3 separate regions of the Mus musculus genome follow, and all the other regions are linked to region 3. The links are chromatin loops, found by intact Hi-C in ENCODE. Cell type or tissue: heart. All regions are shown on one strand. Links, peaks and the distances in the headings refer to the core of each region. The heading gives the core; the rest is flanking DNA. Region 1 has its middle 8.0 kb from the start of Mir3086. Region 2 holds the start of Hspa12a (heat shock protein 12A). Region 3 overlaps Hspa12a (heat shock protein 12A).

What was found. Hi-C counts contacts between places; a loop is a spot of excess contacts. Peaks named below come from ENCODE experiments on the same cell type or tissue, not always from the same donor. Only the 100,000 strongest peaks of a DNase experiment are listed, where the experiment ranks them.
Region 1: it touches region 3 in a loop (9-fold over the local background); 33 of 42 quality-filtered maps call a loop at or near these places.
Region 2: a loop joins it to region 3, with 4 times the contacts of the local background. A loop is called at or near these places in 12 of 42 quality-filtered maps.

What each region holds. Positions count from the first base shown.
Region 1 is chr19:58,900,610-58,906,898 of GRCm38, reverse strand. It overlaps a transcript of Hspa12a not described here. Among named protein-coding and RNA genes, the nearest start is that of Mir3086, 8.0 kb to the left of the region's middle. In heart, for the core only: no CTCF peak of the experiment used is centred there; DNase peaks (open chromatin) are centred at 2,848 and 3,458; H3K4me3 peaks cover 398 bases; H3K27ac peaks cover 546 bases.
Region 2 is chr19:58,857,722-58,864,010 of GRCm38, reverse strand. It overlaps Hspa12a (heat shock protein 12A), which reads left to right and starts at 3,027. Exons shown (of 12, transcript NM_175199.3): 1 at 3,027-3,164. The coding sequence starts at 3,122. It overlaps Gm52393 (a long non-coding RNA gene), which reads right to left. Exons shown (of 2, transcript XR_003952907.1): 2 at 2,434-4,092. In heart, for the core only: a CTCF peak has its summit at 3,513; DNase peaks (open chromatin) are centred at 2,980, 3,440 and 4,030; H3K4me3 peaks cover 2,011 bases; H3K27ac peaks cover 1,988 bases; H3K27me3 peaks cover 352 bases.
Region 3 is chr19:58,803,439-58,809,727 of GRCm38, reverse strand. It overlaps Hspa12a (heat shock protein 12A), which reads left to right. Exons shown (of 12, transcript NM_175199.3): 7 at 107-278; 8 at 3,616-3,702; 9 at 4,223-4,327; 10 at 5,004-5,262. Among named protein-coding and RNA genes, the nearest start is that of Gm41877, 12 kb to the right of the region's middle. In heart, for the core only: a CTCF peak has its summit at 3,175 (motif pointing left); a DNase peak (open chromatin) is centred at 3,177.

The DNA.
Region 1 (6,289 bases), core at 1,142-5,141, 97 kb before region 3:
CATTTGGAGAAACGCAACACGAAGCAGGCCCTGTCCTGGGTGCTGCAGTCACAGCAGGGGCAAGACAGTCTATAGTTTGTGGACCACAAAGATGCGTGGACATGTAGGTGTGGAACGCCTTCTCGGGCTGTGCTAGAGGGGCTAGCATCCTGGAAGGAAGAGTCCCCCCCAGAATAGGGTGGAAGCTGCTCCTCCAAGGGGGACATTCAAACTGAGATGTAGGCACACAGGAAAGAGACCTCCAGCTTTGGAGAGAACCAGAATTCCAAGCAGGGAATGAAAGTACAGAGGCCCTAGGCCTAGACTGTAACTGGAGCAGCAGGCTGGCCAGCACTCAGCCTTAGTAGAATGAAGATATGAACTATAAGGAAGTATGAGATTGGAAGATGCAGTCAAGGACCAGACGACACAGCCCCGCGCAGACCACGGCCGGGGTTGGGTTGATTGCAGCATGTAGCAGAGCCCCTGGTTGGATGTGAGCAGGGCCTGTGGGCAGAGGCTCACACTGGCTGCTGTGGAGGGATCAGGCTGACAAAACAGCAATAGCAGGGATAGTGTTGTGAGAGAGACACATGCATGTGGAGAGTTTGTTAAGCCTGACCAAGAGTGTGGAAAATGGAGCACAGCCACTGCCCGCCTCCCCAGCCAGAGTCAGAGCCTGGGCACTTCAGAAACGCAGTGGGGCAACTCCTCCCCTCCCATCGGCCACGTGATGGTGGTCACTACCGTGGATAGTGTGGACAAGGGACCAGGGACGTGCCTCAGGGTCAGAGGGCTTGCTCCACACACTCTGGGTCTCACCCCCAAAGAACTGATGGGGCAGTTTCCTCTGTGAGTTCTACTTAGATATAGAGACGGATCTACAGTGCCTGAGATCCAAGGGGGCTATGAAGGTTTGGGTGTGGAACACTGCTCCTGGGTTCATGCCGAGCAGTCTCATGTCCCCAGATGGTGGGACTGTCTCTGGAGGGTGAACATGCTGGAGGTGGGGCCTCACTGGAGGAAGTGAGTCGATAGGGAGCAGGCCTCTGAAACGCTCTGTCTGGCTCTGTTTTCTGTCACATTCTCTCTGTCCTCTTCCTGGAACCCTCTGCAGCTAGGAGCCCAACTAAGTCTTTCTTCCTGTCCGTCGTTCCTGTATTCTATGACAGAAAAGCAGCCAATGCAGTAGCTGTGGCAGCTTTGTTCTTAATAGAGGAACACCTGAGCCTTCATCAACAGAGGCTAATTACATAAGTCACAGTGCAGGTGTGTGTGTGTGAGTGAGTGAGAGAGAGAGAGAGAGAGAGAGAGAGAGAGAGAGAGAGAGAGAGAGAGAAAGAGAATATATAGGGGTGAATACTCTCCCATACTCTCCCATTCCTGATTCCTAGGAGTGGCAGGAGTGTTCTTGAAGAAACATTTTTTTTCCTTCAGGAACATGTGTGTGTGTGTGTGTGTGTGTGTGTTTCTTTATATATAATATAAAGATAAGACATATGAAACATGAATTTTGTACTTTAAAGCAGGGCAATCTGTATGTACAATGTAGTGAGCCTTTGCTTTGCTATGTGACCCTCCCTGCATATTGGTGTGTTTGTGACTGGAATAATGGGTGCATAGTATTCCACCAGGCAAACACCACATGTCACACCTAACCAGAGTTCCCCTTCTTGTGTTCTGTATCAAGATCACAAACCCACTTTTATATGTCTGCTCCTCAACAATTTAAGTAATTGACGGGTACCCCACCATACCAATTCCATGCGTGCTGGCCTTAGCAGGAAGGTTGTCTCATACCACGATTGGTGTGCACAGAGTTAACTTTTATAATCAAAACAAGTGGACATGGTGGCATATTTGTAATTCCACCCCCCACAGGAGGCTGAGGTAGGAGAATTTTAGTTCAGGGCTACAGAGTGAGTTCAAAGCTAGCTTAAGTCACTTAATGAGACTCTATCAAAATTATTTAAAAAGTAAGGGTGTAGCTCAGTAGTGGAGGACTTGTGTGAGGCCCTGGGTTTGATCCCTAGCACCACAAACCAAAAAGCAAAAAGCAACAGCAAAATTTGGACGTGGTGTACACCCTTAATCCAAGACTCAGTAAGAGGAGGCAGGTGTGTCTCTGAATTTGAGGCCAGCCTGGTCTTTATGAGTTCCAGCACAACCAAGGGTACATAAAGAAACCCTGCCCCCCTCCGCCCCTCCCAAAACAGAAAAGGGCAGCAAAATAATTCCAGAATGTTAAAAATGATGACATACTGTGTGTTTATTGTGCAGATGTCTGACCACAGCATATTATTGAAACAGAAAACAAGGATAAAAAACAAAATTGAGGCGACAAGACTTTGGTAGCCCTATTTCTGTGTGTTTTCACATATCTTTGAGCACAGGGATTCACAGAATCTGGAGAGATGCTCACCAGCTTCTAATAGGCTTTTCCATGTAATATCCCTTTCGTCCTTTTTAGCACTATAACGTTTTAAGTATTGTGGAGGGAAAACTGTTTGACCCTGGGGGAGATTTACTTGGGAGAAAGATCACAAATTACAGTCCAGGGACAAACTTTTGCATTGGGGTCTGCCCTCTTTTACAGGACGCTTCTTTTCACTTAAGGATTAAATTGTATTCAGTTTCAAATCGCCGCTATTACTGTGTGGAGCTGTATGCAGTTACCAGATGCACCACAAGAGGGCGGTGTTGGAAGGACATTGCGAGCCCGCTGCCTCTAAATCAGGGACTCGAATTTTGCAGGGGAACCTTGATTGCCTAGCCTCCTCAGGACGTATCCTCCAGCTTCCAGTTTGCACCACGGCACAGCTGTTTATCTTACTGTTTCTTCCTATCCCGTTGGAATGTTCCTTAGTATGTTTGTACTTCATCAGCGGCACAGCAGAAGGATTTGGCTGCAGCCTCTGCCCCTCCTACTTCCTGCTCCAGCCCCAGCAGCCCAGTGTCTTTGGCTTAGAGACTTGCAGCTCCAGGGCCCTAACAGGGAACAATGAGTGTCCTGCTCCCCTCCCTGTCCCATCTACTGAACTATACGACCCTCCCCTTCATCTCCCTATTTTAATATATTGTGCCATGCAGCTCTCTGCCTCCCTGTTCCTTCTTCCCTTCCCTCCTAGTCCCACCCTTCCACACCTTTCTCCCATTCCCCCCCTTCTCCCCTGGGTACCACCCGACCCTGAGAAATCTAATCACAAGTGGACTAAGCCCATCCTCTCTCACTGAGGTCTAACAAGGCAGCTAGGGGAAGGGGACCAAAGATAGGCAACAGAGTCAGAGACAGCCACTGCTACAATTGTGAGGGGACCCACATGAAGACCAAACCTCACCTCGGCTACATATGTGTAGGGGGCCTAAGTCCAGCCCATGCATACTCTTTGGTTGGTGGCTCGGTCTCTGTGAGCCCCCATGGTCCCAGGCTCTGTAGGTATTCTCGTGGTGTCCTTGACCACTCTGGGTCCCAATCCTTCCCTCCACTCCTCCACAAGATTCCTGGAGCTTTGCCTGATGTTTAGCTGTGGGACTCCGCCTTTTTTTGGGTGAGCTGCTGGGCGGAACCTCTGAGGACAGTTACACTAGGCTCCTGTCTGCAAGCATAACAGTATCATTAATGTGTCAGGGGTTGGCTCTCTCCCATGGGATGGGTCTCAAGTTGGGCCAGTCATTGGTTGGCCATTCCCCCAATCTCAGCTCCATCTGTATTCCTGCACATCTGTAGTCAGGACAGATTTTGGGTGGAAGGTTGTGTGTGTGGCTTGTTGCCCCCCTCCTTCCACTGGAAGTCCTGCCTGGCTACATGAGGTGACCACTTCACTCCCCATATTCCCTGCTGCGAGGAGTCTCAGCTAGGGTCACCCCCACATCCTCCCAGGAGCTTCCCCATCCTGGGTCTAAGGCACTTCCCAGAGATGCTCCCCCACCACTGATTTCCCTTCTCACTCCCAACCCTTTCACCCCCAACCCCTGTTATCCCCATATCTGATCCTCACCCCCAGTCCCCTCCTTACCCCGTCTCCCACCAGGTCCCTCTCTCCATCCACACCCAGTGTCTTTTTTATTTCCCCTCTGAGTGAGATTCAAGTACCCTCCCTTGAGCTCTCCTGTTTGCTTAGCTTCTTTGGGTCTCTGAATTGTACCAAGGTTATCCTGTATTTTCTGGCTGATATCCACTTATAAGTGAGTACATACCATGGATGTCTTCCTGGGTCTGGGTTATCTCATTCAGGATGATATTTTCTAGTTCAATCATTTGCCTGCAAATTTTATGATTTCCTGGTTTTTAATAGCTGGGTAGTATTCCATTGTGTAAATGTACCATGTTTTCTTTATTCATTCTTCCATTGAGGGGCATCTGAGGTGTTTCATAAAACTGCTATGAACATAGTTGAGCAAGTGTCCTTGTGGGATGGTGGGGCATCTTTTGGGTACATGCTCTGTAATGGTATTGCTGGATCTTGAAGTAGAACTGTTTCCCAATTTTCTGAGCAACCACCAGACTGATTTCCAGAGTGGTGGTACCAGCTTGCACTCGCACCAGCAATGGAGGAGTGTTCCCCTTTCTCCACATCCTCGCCAGTGTGTGCCAACTTGAGTGTTTGATCTTAGCTATTCTGACGGGTGTAAGGTAGAAGCTCAGAGTTGTTTTGATTTGCATTTCCCTGATAACTAAGGACTTTGAACATTTCTTTAAGTGCTTCTTGGCCATTCTAGATACCTTTGTTGAGAATTCTCTGTTTAGTTCTATCCCATTTTTAAATTGCATTATTTGGGTTGTTGGTATCTAATTTCTGAACAGAGCACCAACAGCTCATGTCACTAAGATCAACAATTAATAGACGGGACCTCTTGAGACTGAAAAGCTTCTGTAAGGCAAAGGGCACTGTCAATAGGACAAAACGGCAGCCTACAGATTGGGAAAAGGACTTCATCAACCCCACATCTGACAGAGGGCTAATATCCAAAGTATATAAAGAACTCAAGAAGTTAGGCACCAACAAACCTTTTAAGCTTTTAGATAAGCTGTTCATATTCACAACAAATAGGAAGATAATAAAAGGGAGGTGTGTGTGAAAACCACTTTGTGTCCCCCCACTTCATTCTCTCCCAATGAGATGAATTTTAGTGATGTGCTAGAACCTTCCACCTAAGTCTGCAGAGCTGAATGTGTGGAGGGGGTGAGGGAGGTTGAGTACACATACTCCTGAGGGGGAGGAGGGAGGGAGAACAAGGGAAAGGAGGAGGAGGAGGGAGAGGGAGAATGTGAAAGTCCATTGAGTGTGAGATATGGAAAGAAAATGAGAAAATGTGAGCGAGTGAGTGTGTGACATGGTGTATGAGTCTGTGCGTGACTGGAGAGAGCTATGAGTATATCTGTATGAGCTGTGAGTGTGCACATGAGTGCATCTGCATGAGCTGTGAGTGTGCACATGAGTGCATCTGTATGAGCTGTGTGTGAGTGTGCACATGAGTGCATCTGCATGAGCTGTGAGTGTGCACATGAGTGCATCTGTATGAGCTGTGTGTGAGTGTGCACATGAGTGCATCTCTATGAGCCATGTGTGAGTGTGCACATGAGTGCATCTGTATGAGCTGTGAGTGTGCACATGAGTACATCTGTATGAGCTGTGAGTGTGCACATGAGTGCATCTGTATGAGCTGTGAATGTGCACATGAGTGCATCTGTATGAACTGTGTGTGAGTGTGCAAACGAGTGCATCTGTATGAGCAGCTGTGTGTGAGTGTACACAAGAGTATAAGTTTGGGTGTATGAATAAATGTGTTAGTGTGACAGTGTTTACCTGTGTGAGTTCATGAATTCAGAGGAGTGTGTGGATATATATATGTTGGTGTGACAATGTGTGTGTGTATGACCTGTGAATTTGAATGGTTGGTGTGTGTGTGTGTGTGTGTGAATATGTCAAGTGTGGGTGAACAAGTGTGATGGCAAGTGTGCTTTGTGTGCATTTACATGATTGTATGCTTGTGTGAGTATGTACATGCCTGAGAGTGAGCCAGTGAGAATGGGTGTGCCAGAGTGTTCCTGGGTGTGAATGTGATAATGCTTGTGCTTGGGTGCTATTGTGTAGTTAGCGGGTATGGCCGCCATCCCAAGATGGCGCCCAGGACAGTTGCCAGGTCTTATGACCTGCACCTGACTTCCTCATTACCTCAGACTTAGCCACATCCCAGCCACCTGCACTGCACAGATGCCATGCCTTGTCAGCTCGCCTGAGGTGTCCTCACTTGCTGTGAACCAATGGACCGCTGTTAAGTGACTGGGGTGATTGGGAGGAGTCAGTAG
Region 2 (6,289 bases), core at 1,247-5,246, 54 kb before region 3:
AAGGATGAATGTTGGTGGATGCCCAGGTGTATGGCTTAGACTCTGGTGGGTGGTGCCATCTGGCTCCCCAGGAGAGAGGGGAGGACAGGAGGGCTGGATTTTAGTCATGTGAGAGACTAGGAGCCACCCTCAGAGATGTTCATTAGCTCTGGAGTCTTGAAGGAAAGTCCAGTCCTGGGTGTGGAGGTGAACATCCCTGCAGTTGGAAGGAAGGTCCAGTCCTGGGAGAAATGCAGAGTTGCTGAGGCAAAGCAGAGAGGGTGAAGCAGTAAATAGAAGCATTTGAACATTGTGAGAGTTTCATTTCAGTTGCCATAATAAAACAAAAGGCAACTCAGGAAGAAGGGATTTATTTCAGCTCACACATTTAGCTCATAACCCATTATTGTGGAAAAATCAAGGTGCTTAGAACTCGAGACTGCTGGTCACTTCATGTGACCAATGGAAGGCAGACAGAAATGAGTGCATGTGTGCTTGTGCCCCTGCTTGCTTATGCTCAACTTGATGCCTCCATGCTCACACAGTTCAGGTCTCCCTGCCTAGGGAATGGTGCTGCCCACAGTGGGCAGCTGATAGAGAATACAAAAGATTTAAATACCATGGAAACAGAGGCAGTTGGTGATGGCCCTTTCTTGCCAGAGAGCTTAGGCGAAGATGACAGCCGGTCCCTAGTATCTAAAGTACTGAATGTAGTCTGGAGCAGTGTCTCAGTGGTTAAGAGTGTTTGCTGCTGCTCTTCCAGAGGACCCGAGTTCAGTTCCTAGCACCCATGTCAACAGCTCACAGGCTTCTGCAACTCTACTACAAAGGGAACTTGATATACCTCTGGCCTCTATAGACACTTGGACTGTGTAAATACATGTACATACGTGTAAGCACACACACACACACACACACACACACACACACACACACACACACAGAGAGAGAGAGAGAGAGAGAGAGAGAGAGAGAGAGAGAGAGAGAGAAAAGAGTGTTAAAGTATTGAATGTTGCACTAAGGGATTGGAGTTTGGCAGAGAACAGTGAGTGGCACATGCCTGTAATAACATCACTTGTAGGTTAAAGCAGAAGGATAGAAAGTCTAAGTCCAGCCTGGGTTACATAGCAAAACCTCATCTCAACAAAACAAAAAACAAATATTCAAACTCAGGGCTTTTTCTTAGGAATGAACACTAACTCCTAGCAGAAGCAGCTGAACAGCCAACTCTGTATCCAGGTCCAGGCACATGTCTCCAGGACACTAGTGGACAGTGCAGTGGTTATTCCTGCCTTTTCATATTATGGCACACCCAAGCCTAGCTGCTTTCCCTTAATTAGAAGGTGTGAGCAGAACCAGAAGGTAGCAGTGGGTGGAGGAAGGGCCAGGGAGAACCCTTCTCTTCTCTATCTGAAGCTCAGCTGAGCTCAGGAGCGTCAGCTGTTGCCCTGATCAACTACTTCCAACCCGAGTCCTCTCTGATTTGGGTGCCTCCTGCTCCTGGCCTTTGGGGCCTTGCTGTGGGACCTTAACTCTTGGATCTGCCTCTGAGATAGTGTGTGTGTTGGTGGGTGGGGTACTGTCACTGTTAGAAAGCAGTCTTGATTAGGAGAATTGGCTTCATCGACACATGTTTTCTACACTCTAGGAGTGGCTTCCAGGTACTGCCAACACCCTGAACAACTGGCCTGGCATCTAGTAGCTCCTGCTTTTAAAACCGCTGTACCCTAGTTTCCAAGCTAGGCATCATGCCACGTAATTGTTTTTAGTCTTGAGAACCTGTTTCTCAGAAGAGGACAAGGAGGCTCAGAGAGGCCCACATACAGCCAGAGACTGCGTTTAGCTATCCTAGTGCAGGCAGAAGACAGTTTGTGAGCACGGGGTGGGAGTCCTCCCCTGAGTTACAACCCCAGCCTGTTTATCACTCTCCTCTGTAGGCTTTGGTAGCAGACCTCAGGTCATCCCACCACCCATAGGCTGCTTGTGGAGGCCTCCCCTAAGTACGGAGATGATGACGAAGTGAGGATGGTGCTTGCCACTGGGATGAGATTCCAGCCAGCCATTTGCTCTTGTGTGATGTTGAAATCATAATTTAAACCTCCCATGCCAAGTTTTCTTAAATGCAGAAACTGACAGCTATGAGATAAGGATATGTGAACGTCAGCATTTAGTGTCAGACCCACCTTGGGGGTGGGGTGGGGAAGACGTAGGGACTATGTTAATGAGATCTTTACCCCTGCATGTACCAAAGAGCAGAGCACCCAGAATCATCTGTTTAGCCAGGCCTTAGCAGGTGCCAGAGGCGCAGGTGTGTGTGTGTGTGTGTGTGTGTGTGTGTGTGTGTGTGTGTGTGTGTGTGTGAGAGAGAGAGAGAGAGAGAGAGAGAGAGAGAGAGAGAGAGAGAGAGAGCAGGCGCCAGCCAGAGGGCAAAGACCAGTGATTCAGTCAACCATGGAAGTTTTGAATTATTAATGTCCTATTTTAATGGGGCCAGGGATGCATCCCGTATATGGAAGGGCAACACAGTCTCTGCGACAAGTACCTCCGTGGGTCAAGAGTTGCTTTGCAGTCCTGTAGGCACCCTGAAGAGGAAAAGTTGGTGGGGGTGCTGGGCCTCAGCCCTGCACAAGTTGTGGCCTGGCTCCCGGCTGCACCAGGGTCTCCAGTGCTTGCTTTGGTGTGCTCCTCTGGGACCTAGGAGCAGAGGCCATTGATGTGGACTGGAGTGTGCTTCGCATGGAATGCTGAGTGTGCAGTGCTTGCTGAAGGGTCTGGCGGGAACTCCAGAGCTTGAAATCCGACCTTGTGCGCTTCTGTGTCCGCCGGGTTGGATCAGCTGCAGAGACCCCTGCTCAGCTATGACCCTCCACCGCCCAAGCTGAGTCCTGGTGCGCTAATGACAGCACGGGGTGTGGCCTCGGCTGGGCGGCGACCAGCGGTTTCAGAGCTTGTGGGAGGAGCCAACTCCCTCCTTCTCCAGGGCCTTGGCTCCGTGGGGCGGGCCCGGGAGGAGCGTGGGGAGGAGCCCGGGCTGCGGCGGCAGCGTCAGAGTGGTGCTCCCGCTGTCCAGAGGCTCAGACCTAGCTCGGGAGCCTAAGATTTAGCACCGGAGGCTCCTTTCCCGGGCTGAGGCTGCAGGACCATGGCGGACAAGGAAGCTGGCGGTGGAGACGCCGGGCCCCGAGGTGAGTGCGGGGCAAGGGGCCGGTGGCTGATTGCCGTGGCTGTGATGGGCTGAAGGGCTGGAAGGGATGAGGTGTGCTGTATATCGCACCTGGCAGCCCAGTCGAGGGCGTTAGAAAAGTGGGCTCCTTGGTTCGGTCTTGCCTCCCTGGCAGGATCACAGAGCTTCTGGACAGGACTTCAGGCCCACTGGGTGGGAGGCCGCCCTTCAGTCACGTGGTAGGTTTGTGCCGGGGTGTGGACTCTGCAACCAGGACTAAATCCTCAGCTGGGGAACCCTAGTTGTTTCCATCACGGGCTGGCTCCTTGGTCAGGGCCGGTTATCATTCCCAAGAGAACCGCCCCTCCTGTCCATCGCCTGAGCACAGTGCTGGGGATGCTACTGCTGACCTGGTAGATGGCCGGCCGCCAGGTGGCCCCGGGTCCTCAACGGCTCCTTTCAGTGACTCAGTGAGGCAGGAGGTAAGATCCTTGGAGAAATCAGATTTAAAACTATCCTCTCTTGCCAGCCCATCCCTCCGGACATAGGAGCCGGAGTGGCGGCAGCAGCTGCAGGCCAAAGGGTGTCCCACCGCTCTCCTCTCATCCTCCAGGATTCTCTGGATTGGTGGTGGTGGTGGTGGGGGGGGGATTACAGAGACTGGGCTGTTCAGTACTTGTCAGAGGCGTGTGTGTGTGTGTGTGTGTGTGTGTGTGTGTGTGTGTGGCAGGGAGCGAGCGGGTTTGGGGTGTCCCATGCAGAGTACTGAAACCTCGCTTCTTACCTTTATGGTAGAGCAGGTCTTTGGGAGCATGGTTGCCGCTTAGATGGTGAGGGAGGGAGTGACTGGGGATCCGGGAAGAGAATGAAATGCTTTCCCAGCCAGAGTTGTAAATCAAGGCTTCGCCGCCCGCACAGGGGATGGGCTGGTCAGGATTCCAGTCTTCTTCCTGTGCATCTCAAGTGGGGAAAGTTGATTGCGGGAGGCGCTGCGCGTGTCCCTGACCTAACAGGGCCTTGGCTAGAGTGGATACCCGAGCCAGCTTCCCAGGAGCTCTAAGCAAGCTGCTGTGCAAGGATGACAGTAGCATGCCCGGACTTAAGGCGAAATCCAGGTTGCGGAGGAGAGCTCTGTGCTTTACAGAGACCCAAAGCCGGGAAACTGAGGCCAGCAGCCATGCAGCTGGTTGACATTGGCAATTGTTTTCTCTGCCCTGGTGTGGGTTGGATACAGCCCCCTCTTCTGTTGCTCTCCTAGCTGCACCTGCCCCCTCCCCAGCCCATTGTTCCTGCGGATCTGGGAGGTTCCTCCCCAGCCTTCAAGCACTGCAGTGGCTAAGGAGTGCAGGGTGGGGGCTGGGAACTCACAGAAGGGGAGAGGCACAACCCCAGTCCAGGCGGTGTAACTCAAACAGGCACCCTGACCGTGTCTCCTGTCTTGACCTTCACTAGCCTGTGGACACAGGCCACAGACGTCAGGTGCTGGCAGTTGCTTTGTCTGAGCATCACTAAGCAATTGATCGACTCATTTTCCTCACCTTTCTTCTTTACATTGGAAAAAAAAAATCCCAACATTTAAGATGATGGTGAGAGGTGTCACAATTGCTTTAAGCTTGAGAGTAACTGATCCAGTTTCCTGTCTATCATGCTGAGATAATGAGTGGGTGGTTATACCAAATGCAAGGTTGGGTATAAGATCTGTCAAGTCAGAATTGGAGGCAGGGATATGCACCCACTCCCCAGCCCTGATTTGTCTTGTGAAGTCACCTTGCTGCTTCTATCCTATCCTATACATACACACACACACACACACACACACACACACACATACATGCACACACTCACACACATGCACACACTCACACACATACACACATATATACACATGTACACACTCATATACATATATACATATACACACATGCACACACATATACACACTCATACACATATATACCAACAAACACACATACATACACACAAACACATATATACACATACACACTACACACACATACACTCATATATGCATGCACACACTCAAACAATACATATACACATACACACATGCACACACACATATACATACTCATATACACCAATAAACATATACATACACACAGACACACACATACACACATAAAGCACACACATACACACATGCATACACACATACATACACACAAGCAAAAATACATACACACAAACACACAGAGCTGGGACAGATTCACACCTATCATGGGAAACATATCATTGCTCACCTGGGTTTCTTGTAGGGTGTTTTTAGATTCCAAGGAGTTCAAGGCACCTTGGTATGGAAAACATCTGGAGCCTAGTCACCCGAAGGGCAAGTGTGCCTGGCAACTCATTGTGCTTTTTTGAACTGTCATCCCTTTATGATTTACAGGACAAATCAGTGCTGGAGAATGGGTGCCCATCCCTGCCTCCAATTCTGACTTGGAGATACACACACACACACACACACACACACACACACACACACATACAAATGGGGGATCAGAGTCCCATTTACTTCTAAGGTTTTGCCATTGTGTGTCCTTTGCCCAGTGATGCATATGCACTGTTTTATTTCTCAAGTCTCATAATAAATGTGTTATCTGCATTTCTTTTACTGATGAGAAATTTAAACATCAAGTAGACAACCTGTCCAAGGTCACAGATTTAGGAAGTTTTGATTAGGATGCAGGCCATCTGATTCTACCTATTTTTGGCCCTCACTGGTGTCATTGGTGGTCACCATACTGTTAGGGATGACAAAGTAGTTGCTTTTCAAGGGATTTTTTCAAGGATGCTCTTGATGCAAATGAATGGATGGATGGATAGATAGATGGATGGATAAGCAGATGGATGGATGAATGGATGGATGGATGGATGAACAGATATATATATATATATATATATATATATATATATATATATATATGCATGCATGCATCTAGGTTGGATGGTAGATGGATGAGTGCATCACACAGGCACCAGGATATTGGTATTTGTGAACCACATTGGTCTCTCATGTTGGAGGGGTGTCTGGGGTGGGGTGGGTGGAATTGAAATGAAATAAGAAGGGTAGAACATAGTTGAACCTGGTTGGTGAGTAGGTGACCCTTTACTGTGTTAGCAAAGTTC
Region 3 (6,289 bases), core at 1,055-5,054:
ACTCAGATCCTCCCTTGGGTGTTTCAACCTCAAGACAAGGTGCGATGTCCTCCGAGCAGACCTGCCCAGGGAGCCCCAGGCCCCAGCTTCTGTCTCTGTCTTCCAGGCAGGCCTGGCCTCCCCCGAGAACTCGGAGCAGCTCATCATTGCCCTGGAGCCCGAGGCCGCCTCCATCTACTGCCGGAAGCTTCGGCTGCACCAGATGATTGAGCTCAGCAGCAAGGCGGTGGTCAATGGGTACAGTGCCAGTGACACAGTAGGAGCGGGGTTTGCACAGGGTACCTCTGCTCTCTCTCTCCCTCCCTCTGCTCCACCTTCCCAGCCCCCAGGTGCCACTCAGCTTAGATGATGCTAAAGGCCCCCCTCAGGCTGTGAGGGTTGGGATGCTCCACCGGAAGGGTGGGTCTTAAGCCTCTCATTCCCTGGTGTTTCTATCTGGTCCCTAAGATAAACTAAGCATTGGCTACCCCAGCTTGTCACCTTGACCCCTTGTCAAGAACCTGAGGGTGGCCTGAGAGTGAGTCTCAGCCTCGTGTTTTACTAGGCTCTGAGACTGCCCTGCATATTAACTGAGTTACTCTAATTTAATTTGCCTGCTATTCATTCCTCCATTAACACTGTCGACTTGGTCATGACTCACCCAGTGGGCTGCAGGGTGTGATGAGCCCATCAGGTGCCTTGCACACACACACACCGAGTGGGCAGACCTGTCCTGACCCAGGAGATGTACTCTTAGCTGCGGGAAGGAGTACTTGCTCAGTCTGACCCAGGGTGGATACTTTAAAGAGCTTTGCCTTTTGGATAAGTCACTTACATAAATCTCGGTCCCCAAAACTGTTCGCTCCACTGTCTGCTCTGTTTTTGGGTCTATCTAGGCCTCCCAGGGTTCTGGAGAGGTGATGTCATGGTCAGAGCACCAAGCTTGGGTACTAACAAAGAATACCAGAGGTGCTGCACTCCCCAGCTCTGAGTTCTGCTCAGCTCCTAGAAGAGGACCTAGTAGGGGAGAAATGTGCCCTCTGCCCATGTCCACCCCCAAGTGGCCCTGGAATGCCCAGGCCTAGGCAAGGACAGGAAGAACATTAGTGAGTATTGCTTGCTCTAAGCTCGGATCTACCTTTTTCATGGTCCCCACATAGGAAGCCTGAGTCTGCTCTTGCCAAGACCCCAGGCGCAGGCTCGCTCCCAAGCAGATGTAGTTTCCACACCTGTGTGTGCAGTTTTCTGCAGGCCATTCCTCAGTCATCCTCACCAGGACAACTCCGTCCCAGGAGACGCCTTTTCCTTTTAATCCCTAGGTCTGGTCTTTAGTTGTGACCAGGAGGTCACAACTATCCTCGAGAGCTATCCTTGTCCCCAGCTGCTGTGTCTGCTTGCCAGGGGCTATTTGCTAACTCCTTAGATCTGTTCTCCCAGACTGAATGCAGAGATTTTCCCTTAGGCCCAAGGGCTAGATTAGTCCTTATTCTCATGAATCCTTTGTAGAGGGACACCAGGGCCAGCCTTTCCTCTAGGGAACTCGTGTTATCATTTCAAACACACAAAGACTCATCTTTCTCTGCAGTCTGTTTTGAAAGAAGGCCAAACTTGTACCTTACAAGCTATTTCTCGGCTCATAAGCAGAGATTCATATCAGGCTCTATCGACTCCATGACAGCTTTTACATACAGTGTAAGAATGGCCCTCGGCTTTCAGGAAGCATCTGCAGATATCGAGCGAGAGCCTTCCTCAGGAGTTTGGTTTTGGGTTTCCTTGCCTCTAATCTGCCCCGTCACCCAGTGGCTGCTGCTCCAGTCACATCTGTCCCCTCACTGTTGACCTTGTTGCCTTGGAGGGGCAGCAAGAGTGGGGCTTAGGTGTGAGCTTACATTGCCATTGGACTGGCTCTCCCCAGGGTGGGGAGCCGGGGGACCTCAGGGGAGCACTGTTTCAGCACATCTGCCATGCCATGGGTCCTTCATGATCACAAAAGCTACTACAGAGGGATGGAGCTGGCAGACACTGAGCATCCACAGTTAGGGTGCGTAGGGAACAATATTTTACTCTTGATAGGTTTTAATGGGGTCCATAAAAGAGACATTTGTCCAATCTTGGACTTAATCTACCTGAAAAGCTGGGATAGTTCTTTGGGAAGTGAAAAGATGTTTTGTCGGCCTTGCTCAGCTTTTTTTTTTTTTTTTTTTTTTTTTTTTTTTATGAATGCCATTTGTGGCTATCTAAATTGTTTTAGTGAGCTAGATTCCTGCAAGGTCTGAGACATTGTTTCATGTTGTAACTGTGGTGCCTAGGATCTGACTTCAGCCTCCTTGCATGCTAGGGAAGTATTCAGTCTCAAATATACTTCACCTGCCCCCGTGTGGGAAGCAGGAGAGAACCCTGGGTTTGGGGATCCCTCCCGCCGTGTCCCTTTGACCACTTCAGCCCAGGCTCTGAAGAACCTGGAACAAGCTTGGTGTTTGCTGGTCTTAATCATGAGAGAAGTTGATTTTGCACACAGTCTGCTTCTTACAGAAAGAGGCTAGGAGGTGGGGGGTGCTGTTGGATAATCACTAAGGAGGGACTCTCGGGCATTTCAGAAGCAGGGTAGCTCAGGGATATCAAGAACACAATGATGGGGAGAGGGAAGGCAGATGAGGCAGCCAAGCCTTCCTCTGTCACCCCAGGGCTGCTCTAATAAATCATTCATCAGAGTTATCATTTCCTGACCACTAGGTCTCATAGTAGGTGTTCTGCCTCTGGTGTCACCTACTGTGTGTGTCACTCCAGGTATTTCGTAGACAAGTAGGGTGCATTAGGGAAGCAGGAATCTAGACCAGCTAGTGATATCCCCATGTTATAGATCAAGAGACTGAAGCCTAAAGGGCTAAAGTGACTGGCCCCCAAAGCCCACTTGGCTGTGGCCTGCTGCTTTTCTGAGCCCATGGCTCCATTTTTTCAAACTTAGGAATTTTAGATCTTAAAAGTAGTGAAGGTCTTTGGTCTGAGGATTCATATTTCCAAACAAGAAACCTGGGATTTCCAAGTCTTTTGGTTTCAGCCAACTTTCCTCAGCTGAGGACCAGACAGTTACCTGAGCCCCATTGTCCCCTAGGTGGTCCAGTCACTGGGCACACACACAGAGGCTTCCCCTGGCTCCCCTAGGTTCAGATGTTACCTTGTGGGCCAAGCGCCACCATGTGGCAGAAGTGCACATTGTCCTCAACAGCTGCAGGGAAGGGCTCCCAATCCTTTTACCCTAGAGGTTCCCATGAGGAAGATGTGTCCAGCATTCCAAAGCACCATGACGTGAAATGGTTTAACCCAGGGCACCACGGGCTGCTGGGAAACTGGCCCATTTCATTAACCCACTCCCCAGAAGAAAGTTGCCAGAGCCAAGAATCTCGTCAGGGCTTCTTCACAGCTGGGCATGGGCAAAGATGAGGGCTTCTTTCCTTGGAAGGACTGGCTTTCTGGTGTTTGATGCCATGTTCATTAATCCTTTTGGCCCAAGTGTCAGTAAACATTCCATCCCCGAACTCGCCATGCCATTGTCTCCAAAGCTTCAGATGACTGTCTGCTTCTTCATGCTTTCTTATGCTTGGTCCTTTTTATTTCTTTCTCTCTGCTGGCCACTAGCTAAGGAACATGTTCGACGTAACCGGCAGAGTCGGACCTTTTTGGTGGAGAATGTCATAGGAGAAATCTGGTCTGAGCTGGAGGAAGGTAGTGTCTGGGGATGTCCTTTCCCTCCACTTATCATTATTCCTCTTCACCGTTGGCACAAGTGCTTTCATATGCGTTACATTTGCTCTTTGGGAAGATACTCAGTGGCTGGATGCTTTAAAGGCCACTGGCTCAGGGACTGCCCTGCTGGGAGCTGCAATTTTGTATATCAGAAAGCCACAGAGATATACTCTTCCCAAGGAAGATAAGGCTCCCCCATTCTGGAGGGAGTCTTGTGTTAACTGCATGCCATGGGACATGGTGGGGACACAGCCGTGCAATGAATATTTGGTCTTCTAGGGTCTCTCACCCAGCTGCTGTTTCATGCATGCTTAGCCTTCCTTCTCAGATGGGTATGATTGGATTCTCTAGCTATCATCAATTTGCTACGCTGCTAATTAAGTGCCCACCATGCAGATGAGCTGTTGATGATGCTTACTGAGCCAGGTTATCATTCGCCAGCTTGTTTGAGGGGGAACAGACACGGGGTGTATTTTAAGGTTGCTGTCTTCTGCGCCAGGGGACAAGTACGTGGTTGTTGACAGTGGCGGAGGCACAGTAGACCTGACCGTCCATCAGATACGGTTACCAGAGGGGCACCTCAAGGAGCTGTACAAAGCAACAGGTGAGCCTCTGCCTTGCTGCACAGCCCCTCCCCCCAACCCCTCTAGTTCACCCACTTCACATTTCTCTCAGCACTGCAAGCATATGGACTGTAGGTGGTAGAGGGCCCTTCCATCTGTTTACAATTGGAAAGCAAAATTTATCTAAATGTCTTTCAAGCCTCTGCTTGAGTTTGGCCATCAAACTAGATAGTGGCTCTGTTTCTAAAGTTTTACCAGGATTTCCCTGTAGCTTGGCGTCACCTCTGACCGAATCTAAGGCCAGGTTTCAGCACCTGGAATAAGATCACCAAAATAAGGATTGTGCCTTTTCCCCTTGGGAGGGGAGGTCTGCTGAGGCAAGGCCATCAAAAGACTGCACAGGGCCTGAGGTCCACCAATTCTCCAGACGTCACCTGTGGGTTTCCTGAGAAGGGATATTGTGATCTTTGAAGTTAGTTATCTGTATTGATTTTATTTATAAAGAAAAAGATTTAAACAGATAGGTTGCTGCAGGGGAAAAAAATCTGCAGAATAAGATCCCAAGGGTTTTGAGTGTGAGTGGGCATGGTAGTTGTCTGCGTGCCCAGCGTGCCGCAGTGTGCTTCAGAGAACATAGGGAAGGCCTGCGTTTCAGTGCTTGGCCTTAGTCTCTCAGTTTCTCTAATGTCATGGGCTTCCAATTTGTCCTCCACTCAGGTGGACCGTACGGATCCCTGGGAGTGGATTATGAATTTGAAAAACTCCTTTGTAAAATATTTGGAGAGGATTTTATCGAACAGTTCAAGATCAAACGCCCGGCAGCCTGGGTTGACCTAATGATTGCCTTTGAGTCTCGCAAAAGAGCTGCTGCACCAGATCGAACCAATCCCCTGAACATCACTCTGCCCTTCTCCTTCATTGACTACTACAAGAAGTTCCGGGGCCACAGCGTGGAGCATGCATTGAGGAAGAGCAAGTAAGTTGGCTTGCCCCGAGTTCTGACCCTATGCACAGTGTGCTCTTAAGCAAGCAAGCGACTCGACTTATCCATGCCTCAGTTTTATGTTTACTATGGAAATAAGACTAATAATTCTGCTTACCTCAAATGGTTGTTGTGGGAGTAATGTGAGTTCCTATCTGTTAGGCATTTAGCATAGTACCCAGGTCACAGAAAGCTTGGTCTCTGTTTTAGCTGGTATGTAGCTGGTAGCTCCCTCCCAGGGAGCATGGAGGCAGGCAGGTAGACACAGTGCTGGAGAAGGAGCTGAGAATTCTACATCCAGATCTGCTAGCTGAGAGATAAATAGAGATAGGGAGGAACGGGGTAGGGAGAGAGGGGGGGGGGACTGGGCCTGGACTATCATGGGCTTTTGAAATCTCAAAGCCCCGCCCCCACACCCTGTGACATACTTTCTCCAACTAAGCCACACCTCCCAATCCTTTACAAGCAGTGCCACTTCCTGGCGACTAAGCATTCAAACATATGAGCCTATAAGGGTCACTCTCATTCAACCCACAAGGCTGGCTGCTGTAGCACAGCATCTAAAATAGAACTCAGAGTGTAGTAGGTGAACAAACCCCCGTAGGAATCTGTTTTTCCTGCTTCTCCAAGGCCCTAGCTTGCACAGATAGCTCAGTTTACTGTAAAATTAAAACTGCAAAAGTTTTAAATATTAAAAAACCCCACATGTCTAATACCTTTAAAAAGTTGTCTTTGAGCCATATGCATGCCATGAGCTGTGTACGCCCACAGTCATACAGGTGTGTTTTGGGGGTGGGGAGAGAGTTAGCATCATCAGTTTCTGTCTCATGGCTTTAGTTTGTATCAGTATCCGAATGGAGGCTACATAGTATCTCAAGCCCCGTGCACATACAAACCTCCCTCCTGGTTTCACCCTTCATTGTGTATCAATTGTCAAGGCTGACTGGCTGCCCCAGAGAGCTTTCCACAGTCTATGTTTGCTCACTGCATGCCTGCAGGCTCCTGTATCTGCGTTCTCTGT